2 separate regions of the Mus musculus genome follow, and region 1 is linked to region 2. The links are chromatin loops, found by intact Hi-C in ENCODE. Cell type or tissue: left cerebral cortex. All regions are shown on one strand. Links, peaks and the distances in the headings refer to the core of each region. The heading gives the core; the rest is flanking DNA.

Region 1 (8,335 bases), core at 271-8,270, 240 kb before region 2:
ATCAGCTTAAAAGTATAAGGGCTGAAGTTCTCTCTCTCTCTCTCTCTCTCTCTCTCTCTCTCTCTCTCTCTCTCTCTCTCTCTCTCCCTCCCTCCCTCCCTCCCCCCTCCCTCCCTCCCTCCCTTTCTCTCTCTTTCCAGGCAGGGTTTCTCTGTATAGCCCTGGCTGTCCTGGAATACACTCTGTAGACCAGGCTGGCTTCAAACTCAGAAATTCACCTGTCTTTGACTCCCAAGTGCTGGGATTAAAGGCATGTGCCACCACCGCCCAGCTGAAGTTCTCTTTTAGGGACATTTCTCGTACACCTACTCAGAGTCTAAGAGTGGGCTACTTTATATTTTTCTCCCATATTTCTGGTCTCATAAATCTGTGAACAAGTGAGAGAAATGATAGAAGCCTAGAGAATACAAATCAACCCTATGTGCTCTGGTTAGGGAGTAGAAAGGTTTCATGGATGGGTAGAGGTTGTGATAATCTCTGTGTAGATGGGCCCCCAACTATAAACTCACAAAAATTCCCTATGGAGTTGGGTTACCCTTCTGGGTGCATCTGAGTTTGTATGGGAAATATAAATTCTAGCATTAAGGAAGATGTGGGAGGATAGGAGACTTAAGGAATGCATGCTACCAGGTGGAAAATATATAATAGTAATTCTTTTGAAAATAAGCTTCTTAAAGCAGGTGTGAAGGCACAAGCTTTGATCTTAGTACTGGGGAGATAGAGGTGGGCAGATCTCTGAGTTTGAGGACAGCCTGGTCTACAAAGCAAGTTCCAGAATGGCCAGGGCTACACAGAGAAACCTTGTTCTTGAAAATAGAAAAGAGAGGTCTAGAGAGAGGGTTCAGTGGTTAAGAGCACCAACTGCTCTTTCAGAGGTCCTGAGTTCAATTCCTGGCAACCACATGGTGGCTCACAACCATCTGTAATGGGATCTGATGCTCTTGTCTGCTGTGTCTGAAGACAGCTACAGTGTACTCATATAAATAAAATAAGAAAATAATTCTTTTTTCAAAAAAGAAAATAGAAAATAGAAAACAAAATAGAGTAGAGAAAAAGAAAATGAGCTATACTAGCCAGTGATGTATTGCTTTAAAGAGACACTATGACTCATAAGACAACTCATAAAGAAAAACATTTAATTGGGGGCTTGCTTATAGTTTCAGAGACTTAGCCCATTATGATCATGGCAGGGAGCAAGTTGGCATACAGGTAGGCACTGGAGCAGTAGCTGAGACTTACAACCTGATCTGTAAGAGGAAAAAGAGAATCATGTGCTTTTGAAATCTCAACACCCATCCAACAGCGACACACTTCCTCCAACAAGGCCACACCTCCTAATCTATCTAATCCTTCTCAAATAGTGCCACTTCCTGATGACGAAGCATTCACATATATGAGCCTATAGGGAACATTTTTATTCAAGATGATACCACATGAGCTTCTTTGCTTTGCTCCAATAACAAGCCTAGACAAAAGGCCTTATGGTGATCCTTGAGCCAAGGAAGGTCCTGGAAATTAGTTTGCAGTGATGATGATCTGAGGAATGAGAATTGAGGCAGCAAAGCACAAGAAGCTGTTTTTGGAGTGTTAATCTTCAGTTTGAAAAGAGCCTGGAAGACAGAGTGGTGGTTGGAATAAGAATGGCCTCTATAGACTCATACATTTGGATGCTTGGTCATTAGGGAGTTACATTACTTGAGAAGGTTTAGGAGGTGTGGCCTAGTTGGAGTAGGCGTGGCCTTATTGGGGTGGGTTTCTGGGTTTCAAAACCTTGAGCCAATCCCAGTGTCTCTCTTCCTTTTGCCTGTGGATCTGGATGTAGAACTCTCAGCTACTTCTTCAGCACCATGTCTGCTTTTGGATGCTGAATTCTCTCAGTTTTGTTTTTCTAGAGAACCCTGAGTAATATAACCAATGTACAGAAAGTATGTATCACAGCTTCCTTCTTCCATATGTTTATAGCCAGAGGCTGTATCCTTACCTCCCACCTAGACATGTAACTGTTGTGAACACGAGTAAAACCATTTTGTGTGACTTAGACTAATAATGCACTTCCTGTAACATAGAAAGTTGTCACCAGGGAGCTTAGAGAGGGGCTAATCTCTCCCATTTAAGGCAAGTTCTGATGGTTACAAGGCAGCTCAGATACAACCAAGTTCAAAATAGGCACTGATTGTGCTAATGAACTAACCTCAGGGTGCCATTAATATGTTAGTGTATCAGCCCTAAGCTGTGAGCCCCAATACAGCAAAGCTGTTGCTCAATGAAATACGATAAAAATTGGATCTTTGGATCTGGCCTTTAGGACAGCACCGCTTTTCTTCAGTGCTTCTCTAGCCTCTGCATTGATACCCATCAGCAAGAGGACTTTGAGACTGAATTCTGGTGTGGCCCTGGCTTCAGTGACTTTTGAACTTTTTGCACCATGTTGAGCTCACACACGCCTGCTGCTGGCTGACACTTGCAAGGAATCTTCTGGACCGCCACCAGTGCCATCTCTCTGGGCCTGTCACAGCTGAAGGACGTAACTGCAGTCATGAATTGAGCCTGCAGTGCTTCTGAAGACTCCCCAGTGGAACACTGCAGCAGCATTTTCTGACCCACTAACTGGTCCCTGCCTGGTGAGATGTCTGTCTGTCTAACATTTCTATTAGCATGGTATTGTAAGGAATGTTTATGCGAATAAAATGAGCATATTTGAAAGACACATCCTCCGTAGATAGCCTGACTGCAGAGCTCCCCTCAGCCCACTGCCTGTACTCACTGTACTAATCTTCTCCTTGTGCTGAACATAGTTAACTGGCTGAATTTCCCAGTAGTTCATGGGTGTCTCCTCCCCATTAGAGTGAGCAAAGCCCACCCCATTCCAGCTTTTCTGTATGTGTATCTGTTATGTCTTCAGCGTCTGTCAGTGTTTCATTCGTGAGTTGCCTATGAGGTAGTCAATACCAAGCCATACAAGACACAGAATCTAGCTTAGCTCTTATTACTCTCCATGCTTCCATAGTTTTGCCAGGGTACTGAACTGGTCCAGAGCCTTCTCAGGGGCATTGAGAAGGCAGGGCCGAAGCAGGTGCTGACTCAAGAAGCAGGACGTAGGCTTTCTGGGAAGTCAGGGGATTTGCTTATGTTCTGTGAGATAGGGTGCAAGAACTTAGGAGAGGATGTCCAGGACCTGACTGACATTCACTACCCATTCTGGGCCTCAGCTTTTCCACCTGTAAATTGGGCCTAAGAGCTGCTGTCTCCCAGGATAGGTGGAGGATCCAGTGTGATGTGGGAGGACTGTGTGAACTGTGAATGCCTGTCTACGGGTGAAGGAGCTTTAGTTCCCATGAAAGGGAACCTCTGTCCACACAGGGAGGAGGGATCCATGTTTGGTTACTAAGGAAAAAGGGAGCACTTGCCTGAGCACTAACAAAGCAGCCGACATCTGGCTGAACAGTCTGGGAGGCAGCACTGACTTTGCCCAAGACAGAAGCAAGCTGAAAAGTTGGACTTTCCGGAGAGCCCACACCTGGTAAGTGTGGGGCAGTTGGGGGTGTCTGAGGAGTCACTTCTGCTAGGCTGAAGGGAGCAGGTCAGTGGTGATTTAGTGGAGGAATGTGTAGTGAGGAGAAGAGGGAAAAGGGCCTATCTTCAGGGCAACATGTGACTCCCCACTTGCCAAGGCTCAGTACTACCTTTGGAAGAGGGGTCCCCAGCCAGGCAAGTTCTGTTTACTCTCAGGGACTTCAGAGCAGCTGGCTGTTGCTCACTTTCTGAGGGAATTTAGGAAGGATCTGTCCTGAGTTGTGGAAATGCTCCAACTATCCAACTATCGGGACAGGAAAGGGCCCACCACGCCCCCACCCAGACCGAGGCGCCCCACGCCCTCTGGGACAGTTGAGGCTGCAGTGGAGTGACTGAAGGCTAGGTCTTCCAGTCTTAGCAGAAGCAGGCCGCCGGGCAGACCTGGATGGAGAGGGCATGGGGCCTGCCTGAATTGCAGGTAAGGTGAGGAATGCATGGAGGACGATGGCTGTCCCTGGCAGGAGACTTGGAACTTTCAGCCGAGACTCATATTCAGGCCCTTTGCTTGCAGTGTCCATTTAGCACCCTGCGTGGTGACCGGAGCAGACGCGTTGGAAGGGGTTCTCCGAAGACCCATCCAGGATCACAACGAGGGCTGGAGATACAGGGTGTGGGGCACCGTGGTCACCGCAAATATTAGTGGAGATGGCAGGGGCGGTGGTGGGCAGGGTGGAGGAGGCGGATCACCTTGGAGGAGCGGAGCTGGGACCTGTGGCAGCTGCTGTGTGCCCACAGGGCTGAGGTGTGGGGCTGCTCCTGGACTCTCTTCCCCCAGGAGGAGCTGGAGAGTAGATGCCCCTCCCTGGTACGACTCAAGGCTTGTCATCTCTCCAGGACTGGGGAGAGGACCCAGGTCTGCCGAGCAGCCGGAGTCAATGTCCCGCCTCCCGTTTTGCCCGAGACTAGGACGCAGCCCTAGCCGCGTCCCCTGCGCTGCCTGCACAACTAGATGGTCCCAGGGTGCAGGGCTCAGGGGCGATGTCACAGAGCAACGTGCAGCCCTGGCTCTGTGCTACTGGCCACTGAGGGAACGCACGGGGTGGGTGTGGTGGGGAAGGAGAGCAGGGCGAGGGTCGCCCCGCGGGTCAGTTGGGCAGTCGGGAGGCTGCGGCCCTCGAGCGCACGCGACAGGTGGTGCGGATGGGCAGCGGGGAGGGAGCCTGGCGGTGAGCATCCGGCTCGGCTCCGCCCCTCCCCCGCTTTACTGTGGCTCCAACACTTGTCAGAGGAGAGCAATGGGCTAATTTTATCCGACTGGGACTCAGCAGGAAACCGACGCTGAGGCGCGGGTAGTTCTTCCGGGCGATTGGCCCCGGAGGTCTGAAGCAGGGAGTGGAGAGGGAGGGCGTGGGGCGCCTCGGTCTGGGTGGGGGCGTGGTGGGCCCTTTCCTGTCCCGGAGAGGACTAAATTTTGGCGCCAGTATTGGTATGTAACAGGCCACACCGACTCTGAGAAGGAAAGATGTCCTCCTTTGCAAAGATGATAGAACAAATTCCTTCTGTGTCTTAATCATTGTGTCTCATTCTATTCCTTTCATGCCTTAAGTTCTCTGGCTCTGCAGCGTGCCAGACACACAGCAGGTCTCTAGGAAACACTGCAACACTGCTGACACTGATATGACCAGAAAATCCAGCCATGAAGCCGTGTGTCTGGTGACCGCTAGAGAGAGCTGAAAGGCAAGCATCTAAAGCCATTTTGAAGCACAACTTCCTCACCCCTTAGAAGGGAAGAAGGTATTCAACCCTTCTCCGCCCCCCCCCCCCGTCCGCCCCCCTCCCCCCGTTCTTTTTTTTTTTTTTTCTCCTGAGCTCTTTACTACTGCTGTTTTAGCTTATCAGAATTTCACAACTTGCTTTAAGCTTCTTGTTTTGAGCAGCGCCCACTCTCTTCTGGTACCAGCTGTCAGACACTGGAAATTGTAATCCCTGTCAGCTGGCCTGCTCTGTTTCTGTGGAGAAGTCGTAGGGAGCTGCTCGTTGCCTTTTCAGACATGAAAAGGCCCCGGGGGAAGAGCATATGCTCATAAAAAAATTATGGGATTCTACAGCTTTGAAATCTAATGATTCTTAGTGATCAAACACAGACTGAGCCCTGGGGGCGGGAGGAGGGGCGGGGCGGGGGTCTGGAGGAGGCACAGAACGGGCAGAGGATCTTGGGTGAGAGAGCTTGGGGTCTGGCATTGAGACAGAGTAATTAGCCTTAGTGGGAGGAGGCGAGGAGGCCAGCAACCCAAGGGTGTCTGCACTGAGCAAGGAGAAACAAGAATAGTCAAGAGCTGGGTGGTAAAGCATCCTTTCTCAAAGGAAACCAGTTCTTTGTCTTTGTTCCTTCTCTGTCTAGTCCAGGGACAGAGGGAGCTGCATTTTATTTGTACCTTTTGGGTGGTTGGGAGTGGAAGAACACTTGGTGGAGTCAGGTTTCTAAGGCCAAGGCGTCAGAAAGGTCTAGAGTGGCCGGGAGGGAGGGTACCAGGGTTCCGAGCTGCTTAGGAGGGAGGATAATGGTGGAGAAGGAGTGTGCTGAAAGTGAAAATTTGCTCAACTTTTAGTTTTCCCGCTGATACTCCTTTGGAAATGAACACGCTACATAGTGAATGAAGTGGACAAGTCCTTAGCTTTCCTTGTCACTGATGAACTGTGGATCTGTAAGAGCCCCTTCCTAAGCCTCATGGAGATTCCCCATTTCAGATCGAGATAAAAAGTGACTTTAGGGTCGCTCTTGGCTTCGACAGTCTTGTCTCTCTCATGTATCCCCTTTTGTTCCAGACTGTGCCTGTGGGGTTGTGTAACTGAGCTATTCTAACATCATTAAGTAGCCCAGCAATAAAATAAAGGAGGACAGATGGCGGTCCATTGTATTTGTGAATTTGCAGTGTGTCACCTTTCTCTTGAGGTGGTAGCCTAGCCTTGACAGGGCCTCCATTCTAACTCAGCCAGTAAGATGTTCTCATCTTGTGAAGTAACCACTTTTCCCATTAAAGGGGACCATACAAAATTTCCATCTGAAACAGTTTTCCCTCAGTTTCTCTCTTCCACCGTCAGCTTCCCCAGAGCACAGAGAACCAGGCAGAAATACTGTTTGGAATGAAACTTCACCTGGGAAGCTAAATTTCCTGCTGTTGATCAGGTTAAAACTATTACGCCCTTGTAGACAATGTACACACTCAAACCAGACATTTAGATCTGTTTATTTTGTTCCAAACCCCTTGAGGATTTAAATGTCCCAGGTCTCAAGCTCTGAAATTTTGTTCGTTCTCTTAGTTTTTAACTGTGGTACCTAAGAGGCTGCTTCCTACTCTAAATATTAATACTGTGCTGCTTTGGCCAAACAACATTCTCTCGGAAAGCACACAAGCCCACACGTGCACACACGCATTTGTGAAAAATAAAAAAGTAAATTGACACCCTGCCAATGTTAGGTGACACCTGAATGGGCAGATCTGGGACCTGTGAATGTCTTTCCATCATCTGGAGAGAAGTGAGTGGCAGCCTGACTCTTTAGAGCTGTCCAGCCATGAGCAACAAAGGAGGCCCTGCACACTTATTCTGCCCCCTACCCCCTAAGTGGCCTGGAGGGGGTGGGGTAAGGAGAAATGGAAGTGGAAGCATTGTTGCTTCAGTATTTTCAATGGCCTCTCCTGGGAGTCGCAGGGCTCCTGGGGCCCAGCTTCTCCTGTTCCATAGATGCTTGAGTTGACAGGACAGTGACTCCACCCCTTCCTGTCCTCAGAGCCAAGAACCAATGGGTTTTCCTTTGGGGAGTTGATAAGAGCTGGATTGGGACCAGCAGAGGGGGGCTCAGGACTTTGGCCTTGAATGAAACATCAGAGGCCAACTATGCCCCAGCTGCCTGTTAGTAACGGAAAAACTCATGTGTGGGGACCATTGTATTCTTTGGAGCCCCTCAGAGCAACCTCATCTTCCTGGCCTTGGGATGACCCTAGCTTGGGGTGGCAAGTTATTGTTGGGTCCAAGTAACAGCCAGGATGCCTGGCAAAAAGATGATAAAAGGTTGGTACAGGAACACAATAAACAAAGACAGAGAGAGAGAAACAGGGAGGAGAGAGGCTGAGTCCCTAATGAGGTGAGCCGTACAACTGGACGAGGCTGGCAGTGCCCTTTGCCTCTGGCCAGGGGCACTTGGAATGTGCTTCAGTAAGACTGTTGCCCAGAGCCTGGATGTAGGAAAATATCTGGCACCAACTTCAAAGGGATGATGGTGGTCCAGAGCCTACTTTTTCTGGCACCTATAATGCCCACTCAGCAGAGTGGTCCAGGATGCCTAGAATGGGGGACAGACTGGGTGGGTGGTAAAGGCTAGGGTGGCTTCCCCTTCTGAAAAGAAATTATCCAACCCCTACGTGCAGTTGTTGCCTATGTCATTTGGAGATCCAGGTACAGAATGAGGTTTTTTTTTTTTTTTTCCTTAAAGCAGTTCATTTCTTGGCCTGGCCCAGGTGGAAATATTGACCTCTTATGAAAAATGAGAGACGGAGGAGTTGGTCCTTCCCCAAACCGTTAACCGTAGCATCTCCTCTAATGCCAGTGCACTGACATCTTTCCTCCTGTGTTTCATGAGATGAGAAGAGTTTCTTCACATTTGACAGGTGGGAAGGATGGGAAACTGGGAAGGCCTCTTGGTTAATCTGTCAAAATCAGTGACTGGTACATGGAACTCTGTAGTGTTGAAGATTCCCATCCCTATGCGATAGCCTGCTCTTCCAGTCCATATCAGTTTGAGCCCAGAAAGTGAGATGTAGCT
Region 2 (8,335 bases), core at 157-8,156:
CATATCAGATATTTATATTATGACTCAAAACACTAGCAAAATTAGTTATTAAGTACCAACAAAATGATTTTATGGTTGGGGGTGGGTCACCACAACATGAGGAAGTATGTTAAAACTTTACAGCATTAGGAAGTTTGCCCAAAAGGCTTGGGTACCCAGAAAGAAAACTGACAACAGATGGTAACAAAGTGAAGAAGAACAGACAAACAAACACACATATAGTGAAGTTGGGATCCATCAGGGTTCTCTAACTGCTAACATTACCCTCACAATTTACAACTTGGTACAGCACAAGAGGAAATGGTTAGCTAGTCACTACAGGAGGGCTCTGTAGATGAGTAGTCTGTGACTGTGTCAAAATACACATTTGTTCAAGACTATTCACTCAAGGCTTCCTCTGATCCATTCAACATCCTACTACATAGATACTTGCTCAGCCATGTTCATTTCTGTGTTAGTTACAATGGCTAGGAAATGGAAACAACCTAAAAGTCCTTCAACTGATAAATGGACAACAAAATTATGGTACATATACACTATGGAATACTATTTCTGCTGTAAAGAACAATGAAGTCATAAAATTTTAGGCAAATGGGTAAAACTAGAAAAGATCATATTGAGTGATGTAATCCAAACTTTGAGAGACAAAACCACTCACATTGGAGTTTGTAACTCACAGTCATCATATGTGAGTATATAGCCTACAGTAATTGTCAAAGCCAGGAAAGTAAAACGGGACCATGGGGGTTTGGGGGGGGGGAGGAATGAGGAGGAGAATATCAGAGTGAAGTCATTGAAATCATATATTTACCTAAATTACATATTGTAGAGAGAATCTCTTGTGTACTATGTGAATGAAAGCATTACCCATCAGTAAAAAGCTGATAACCTATTGGCAAAAGGCAGTAAATAAGAGAAGGGAGTTCTAGTGGAGAGGCTGGAACACTGGGAGGAGTCACATAAGGGGAGTTTTTGCCCTTGATTCAGAGGAGAAAGAGAGATGAAACTGAGAAGAGGTAATTAACCAAGTGGCAGACATAGTCTAGAATAAACATGTATAAGTTCGAGCTACTTAAGGAATGAGCCAAAGCTTATGGCCTAGGCATTTATTCATACATAAGTAGCCCTCAAATTATTATTCAGGAACTAGGGTGAAAAGCCCTTAGTTACAACACATAATATGTAAAATATGTATGTGTTTACATACGTAGTTTAAATGAAAATATAACCACCATGGTTAGCAATGCTCCTTCTAAAAGCCATAGACTAACAAAAAATAAGTGCCAGGCCTGAGAAACCTTTTTGAGTTGTGGTCAAGGAAGTCAAAGAGACTCCCAAAATAATGTAGGCTTTCATCTCTGGCTCCTTAAATAACTGGAATCTTAAATTAGCCACAAGGGAGAAAAATACAACTGTGAAACTCTTTCTTTATTATAAAAAAAAAAGATAAAAACCCAGGAGCTGATATGCAGAGTAGAGGATACTCCATTTGTCAGCGATTTGTTGCCCTTGGTTTCCTCACAGAGGCTGAAGATAAGTCCCTTTTGCTGAAGACATGTTTTGCAGAGGCAAGACTCAGAAGATTTGAGCTGTATCTGACAAGTTTTCGTGGTCCCAAAAGATTTTATGAGAGCTGCCAAGGTGACACAATCAAGGTTCCTACACAGCTGTGGTGCCACCAAACCACAATGATCAGCATGGCAAAGCATTCCTAAGGATGTAATAGTGGCACTCATATCTTGACATCCACCAGAAGTTGTATAATTGTATAAAGACCTACTCAACAGGAAGAAAATCGTACCTGGTAGTGGAAACCTAACCACTGCCCGGGGCTAGTGTGGTCATGGATCTTAGAAGAGAGCTTACTGCCACTTGTCTGGATGAACTCAATTCTTCCTAACCATATTCTAAATACTTAGCTTTATACCCACAGAAAAGTGCAGTTCTCACTCCTCATCAATGAAGCCTCTCTTTGGAGCAGACAAAGACCAATGTAGAAAACCACAACTGGTAAAAATACAACAACAACAACAACAACACAAAACTGATAATGGAGTGCCAAATGAAAACATCTGCAACACAACTCCTGAAACTAAGTGGTAGGTCCAAAGGAAACTCCATTTCCCCAAACTCCAAACCACAGCCCAAATACCCAGAAATGGGTTCAATCTAGACTATAGGAGGATTTCTGGTGGTTATATAGAAGCCAACATTCCTCACAACTCATGAAACTGATTCTTATTTGCTAAAAGGAGTAATTTCCCTTACCTTTGGCAGAAGGGACAAATGGTACCTATCACCATATCAAGGCTCATGCTGGCCTCCAGGCTCCTGCAGCATCACAAGTACCTGCTACATATTTCAGAGTCTAGCCCTTCTCATCTCCTGCATACCCTAAACTCCTTCCAGCTCATAGGCTTCTCTCCTGCCAGATACTCATTCTCCTTATATCCCAGCTATTCTTGCTATTTTTATCTTTCTTCTCTGCTCCTGCTTTTCTCACTATGTTGTCTCCATTATCCACCCCCTGCTATTCTCCCCTCTCTCGTGGATAACCATGTCCATGTCCAGTTTGCTGGCCCTGTTCAGTCTACTTTATCTCTCTGCTCTAGACTCCTCCAGATGTCCCCTGGCTGTACTCTTCCTCATATCTACAATAAAAACATTCCCTCAACCATACCTTGGAGTGGCCATCTCCTCAACTTATACATCTGAGAGCTACAATAATAACCTTTTTGGCAAGCTATGCCCACTGAAGAAATACTAACAAGAATGCTATAGAGGTATCCAACTACTTTCTGAGTAAATTTAATACCTGCTACATGAGAGAGATCCCATACCTAACTGTTGATGAGGCTAAGAACATGTATTTATATAGGTCAAGAGTCCTAAGGGGAGCTGGAGAGATGGCTCAGTGGTTAAGAGCACTGACTCTTCTTCCTGAGTTCCTGAGTTCAATTTCCAGCAACCACATGGTAGTTCACAACCATCTGCAATGAGATCTGTGCCCTCTTCCGGTGTGTCTGAAGACAGCTACAGTCTACTCATATACATAAAATAAATAAAATGTTTAAAATGTTTTTAAAAGTTTTAAAAATTAAAAAATGAGTCCTAAGGGGAAACTTACTAGTATTATTCTGGTAAGTGAGCATAGCATGAAAATGGCTTCTAATGGATCAGAGGATCTCTCATCTCCCATCAATAAGCCTCTTCTTGTAGCAGATAGCAATAAACACAGAAACCCACAACCGGTCGACATGCAGAGAATAAAAGACTTACAAGTGCTCATTAAATAGGATTTCTACATTACACCTATCCCCTTGAGGCTCAGGGATCATTGAAGAGGAAGGATGCAAAGATGGTAAGAACCAAATGTGGTAGATGACTTTGGGGGGGGGCTGGACAGAACAAAGCAGATATATGTATTAACCCACAGAGATTGTGATAGTATACAGAAGTTCAAGCCAGAAAAATATCCTAGCTTAGAGATGGAGGGGGGAGTTGGCCTGAAGTCTTACTCGTAGATGAAAAACTATTGGTATTTGATAACTGCTGGGGAGAGAATCTGCTTTATTTAATGCTGGGACTTCCAGTAGTTCAACTATACTTCATGGCAGCCTCTACACCCAACAGTAGTTGGCCAAAATGAACATGACTCCAGGGTTTTTAGGAGAGAGAACATGAAGGTGAATAGGTAGGGAACATAAAGGGAGGTAGGGGTGGATCTAGGAGGAGTCTGTCTTAGGAGTATATTACCTACTTCTTTAAATTGTACTTCATGCCAGGAAAAATGATGTACGTCTTTAATCCCAGCACTCTCTGGATATATAGGCAAGGATCTCTGAGTTTGAGGCTAGCTTGGTCTACAGAATGAGTTCCAGGACAGGAAGAGCTACACAGAGGAACTCTGTTTTGAAAATATAAGGAATTTAAATTAAATGTTGAATCCTAAAATGAATCCCTCTTAAAGGTTTTATACAACTAGTGACACTGTCTGAAATGTACTTGTTAATATTAAATGCAATACTGTATAGTTTCTATTCTATAGTATAGAAAATCTAAATTATCTGAAAATCATTTCAAAAACTGCAGTTATAAATTTAAGAAGACACTGATTCTATAAAAGATATATATATAATTGCACAAAAAATTCTTTTGCTCTAGTTATTCTCAATAAATAATAGAGGAATAGGCAAAAAGAGACTACCCAGCTCTTTTGGTTTCTTAGCTAGGCAAGCCTGCCCCCTAGAGGTACAGTAAATAAAAGCCAGAGTAAGAATTTCCTGCTAGTGAGAAGCTTGTTTAATTTTTTATTGTGATAATAGATTCCTTGATCTGAGAATGTCCTCAGTGCTGACAGGAAAAGATCACCCGAATCATATTACACTAAAAGAACAAATAACCGTGCTGTTGTGCACACGAATCACATGAACCAACTTCCTTAGGAAAGCAAAGAACCCTGGGAAGAGAAATCAAAAGCCTAGGGCACTAGGTCTTAATCCAGCAGCCCTGCAGCCATCCTCTGGACGCTTCCACCTGGACATAGAAAAGGATAGCTAAGGGAGGGGCAGTGCTTTTTCCATAGTGTCATTCGGCGGCGTTTGTGTCAGATATGTCTTCTAACCCCAATTTGCTATTCAGCAGTTCCTGAAGTTGGAGCACTCTAGTCCCATTCATGTTTAAGGCACTCCAAACACCTCGTTTCAGAATAAACTCTGTTTTTAAACTTTTTTAAAAGAGTTATTTATTTATTTTATGTATATGAGTACACTGTAGCTGTACAGGTGGTTGTGAACCTTCATGTGGTTGTTAGCAATTGAATTTTAGGACCTCCGCTCACTCAGTTCCTGCTCCCTCCGGCCCAAAGATTATTTATTATTATACATAAGTACACTGTAGCTGTCTTCAGACACACCAGAAGAGGGCGTCAGATCTCATTACAGATGGTTGTGAGCCACCATGTGGTTGCTGGGATTTGACCCCAGGACCTTTGGAAGAGCAGTCAGTGCTCTTACCTACTGAGCCATCTCACCAGCCCCAGAATAAACTCTTACCTCTTCTCCCTGACCTGTGAAACCTCACAAACTGCCACCCCCCCTTTAGATTTTATTGATTTTCCTCTTCAGTCCACTCCCCTTTCTTCCTTCCAATTAGAGAGTCAAGCTCATTCCCAGAGGCATAGATGTCTTGTCTCCTTGGATTCGGTTAGATATCAACTTATGTCAGTTCAAAAAAGGACCCATTTCAGTCACAATAATATCACATTTTATTTTCCTTACCTCACTGTCTGAGTTTGTACTTACAATTGTATTATCTCACTTGCTGCAGTAGAAATGCCTTATATTGAAGGCAAAGGCCTCTGTTTGGTTGTTTTGTTTGTTTTGTTTTTCACCATATTACTCTCTGCACCAGTGACAGTTCTGGGAACTTACATTCCAAATATTTGTTTGTTTTTGAGACAAAGTCTCATGAAGTTGATTATATAACCAAAGATGACCTTGAACCCTTCTTGATCCTCTTGACTCCAGTGTTTCAAATGCCGAGATTATAGGTGCATACCACCATGCTTAGATCTCAAATGTTTTTTTCAAGATCAATAATTTCAGGGAGACATGTTGCTTAACCTTTAATTTTATTTTACTGATAGAGTACAAATATTCAATTGCCTCCATATTATTATGAGTGTTTTTTAAATGGCTGCGAAAAGACCCAATAGCTAACACACAAGTATGTGATACATTTCAGGACATGGCTCATTTACCAACCAAGCCCCATCTCTCTGGCTCCCTTTCTCAATCAAGGCCACTCAGGAAGTTCTCCTTCAATAGTAGTAAGATGACTCTGTCTTGAGGTGGTGAATGGAAAGAGTATCTGCTTTACATCATAGAATGTTCTCTATAGAACTCTTGTGGGTAGATATTCAAGTCATCTCCAAAGGCGTCAGCTGGGAATCCCATCACTCAGGTTTCCAGGATCAAAACTTACATGTTTCTGTTGATTTATTAAGAGGGAGTCTTTACTATGTAGCCTTAGACTGCCCTAAATTTGCAATCCTCCTCCTTCAACTTCCAAGTGCTAGAATTACAATGGTATGCTGCCATAAAACATGATCCCATGATCTGGGTCTAAAACTGGCATTATTTTATCGGGCATTAGAGCCTAAACTAGGCAAATGGATAATGTATGCTAGACAATTACTTTTTAATTTTAATTTTAATTTTATTTCATATATGTGAGTACACTGTCACTGTCTTCAGACACACCAAAAGAGGGCATCAGATCCCATTACAGATGGTTGTGAGACACCATGTGGTTGCTGGGAATTGAACTCAGGACCTCTGGAAGAGCAAAAAGCCAGTGCTCTTAACCACTGAGCCATCTCTACAGCCCAACGTTTTTAAAATTAATTATTCCATTCATTTACATATCAAATGATATTCCCCTTCCCAGTTACCCTTCCACAACCCCCCCCCATCCCACATCCATCCTCCACCCTCCCCTTTGCCTCCATGAAGGTGCTCACCCATCCACCCACACTCTATTGCCCCACCGCTCCAGCATCTCCCTACGTTGGGGCATCAAACCTCCACAGGACCAAGGGCCTCCCTCCTGTTTCTGTTAGATAAGGCCATCCTCTGCTATGTATGTATCTGGAGTCATGAATCCCTCCATGTATACTCCTTGGCTGGTGTAGATAATTACTTTTAAAGCACTGAAAAATCAAAGATACCATTAGCACGAACTGAAAATAACATGAGGGGAAGATGGAGGAAGACAACCAAGGTTTCTGCAGCTTATTTTCTCAGTCTTTCAAAAGGCAGAGAATGGCCTCAATCAGTGCCCATGTGTGCACAAGAGCTGGTAAATAGTCTGACTATAGCCCCACCATTCTCACACTCACAGGCCTAACTGCAGACCCATGACCTACAAACTGGCTCTGCCTGATGGTCCCTTTTCCCTACTCCCGTTTCTCTCCCTTCTCTCTACCCTACTGCAACTTCCGCACCCACAGGCCTTTACAGTCCCAAAGGCTTACACAGCAGCTGCGCCTGCTGTAGATCCAATCAAGCAACCTACGCACTAGTTTTATCTGGTCTAACCCCTGTCATGAACTCCTGCACTGGTCGAATCTAAGGCATCATGGGTATAATCTCACATCAGGCACGTAACCAAAGAAAGAAATCTATATGGCCAGGTCACATTGCAAACACACAAAAAAATATGAATGTACAAGACAGAATGTCTTGAACCATTTCGCCTAGTCCTATAGAAAAGTTCTTTAGTAAAAAATAACAAGATGAACTCCAGGACACAGAATTTAAAAGAAGAATCATAAATTTTTTTCCAGAGAATAAAAAAAAATTAAAGCACAGTAAGAGAACGTACAGAATATGTAGGACGCCATGACTATCAACCTAAACTACTGTACCAAACAAAAGTACCTGCCATAATGGAAAAAAGAAAAACTTTCCGTGATCTAAAGAGGCTAAAATAATTCATATGTAGAAGACCAAACCTAAGCAAAATACAGGAAGCAACAGATTGAACAAAAGAGAGAAAAAAGTATAGCCAAGAGCCTGTAGAAATGTGACGTGCAAGACAGTGCAGAGGTCCTCCACCATTTGCCATTGCTGACGTCAATTCAGGTTTAACTAGGATTTTATCTCCTAAAGAACCCCATGGAAAATTCCCAAACTCTCTTCTAGAAACCAAAGGTCAAGATATCTTAGCTACGTATCTCAACCTGTTTGTGCAGAAACCCCTCCAGCTAAACGATTACCTTAGCTTCTGTTAAATTGCTTGCTTCTGGGAAGCCCACTGCAGCTGCCGTGGGAGAGATATCCTGACTTGATTTTTGCCTTAAGAGTCATGTGCTCTGGACACTCAGGGCCACACCTGGCTCTCCAGATACTTGGGTGTGACCCCAGCCATCTGGAATAGTGTCAGTTGGTTATAAACTGGGTTGAACTGACCATCTTTGGTGGGGTCTGCACAACAGAAAAAAGACAAACGAAGTTGTAATTACTGAAACACAAACTATGACTAACAAACAGGAAAAAAACCCACCTCCAATATCACAATGGCTACAATTGAAACATACCTCTCAAGAATGATTTTAAATTTGGGGGAAGCTTTTAAATTTTAAAATTATAATCAAGGCTTTTATTAATTTTTACATACAAAAATACACAAAACAGAACATTCAGAATCTTGATTTGTTATGCTGGCTTTGAGGAAAGTCAAGAGATTTAACAGGGCATACTACGTTTTTATAATTTTTTGAGATTATAATATAATTACCTAATTTCTCCCCCTACCTTTCCTCCATCCAATT

The links. Hi-C counts contacts between places; a loop is a spot of excess contacts. Peaks named below come from ENCODE experiments on the same cell type or tissue, not always from the same donor. Only the 100,000 strongest peaks of a DNase experiment are listed, where the experiment ranks them.
Region 1: it touches region 2 in a loop (5-fold over the local background); 3 of 42 quality-filtered maps call a loop at or near these places.

The regions. Positions count from the first base shown.
Region 1 is chrX:103,690,669-103,699,003 of GRCm38, forward strand. It overlaps Slc16a2 (solute carrier family 16 (monocarboxylic acid transporters), member 2), which reads right to left. Exons shown (of 6, transcript NM_009197.2): 6 at 6,746-8,335. It overlaps Gm53059 (predicted gene, 53059), which reads left to right and starts at 3,884. Exons shown (of 3, transcript NR_168947.2): 1 at 3,884-3,991; 2 at 5,120-5,307. In left cerebral cortex, for the core only: a CTCF peak has its summit at 5,238; DNase peaks (open chromatin) are centred at 2,339, 2,991, 3,330, 4,381 and 4 more places; H3K4me3 peaks cover 1,125 bases; H3K27ac peaks cover 1,742 bases.
Region 2 is chrX:103,933,287-103,941,621 of GRCm38, forward strand. No RefSeq gene overlaps it. Among named protein-coding and RNA genes, the nearest start is that of Rlim, 44 kb to the right of the region's middle. In left cerebral cortex, for the core only: a CTCF peak has its summit at 4,254 (motif pointing left); a DNase peak (open chromatin) is centred at 4,243.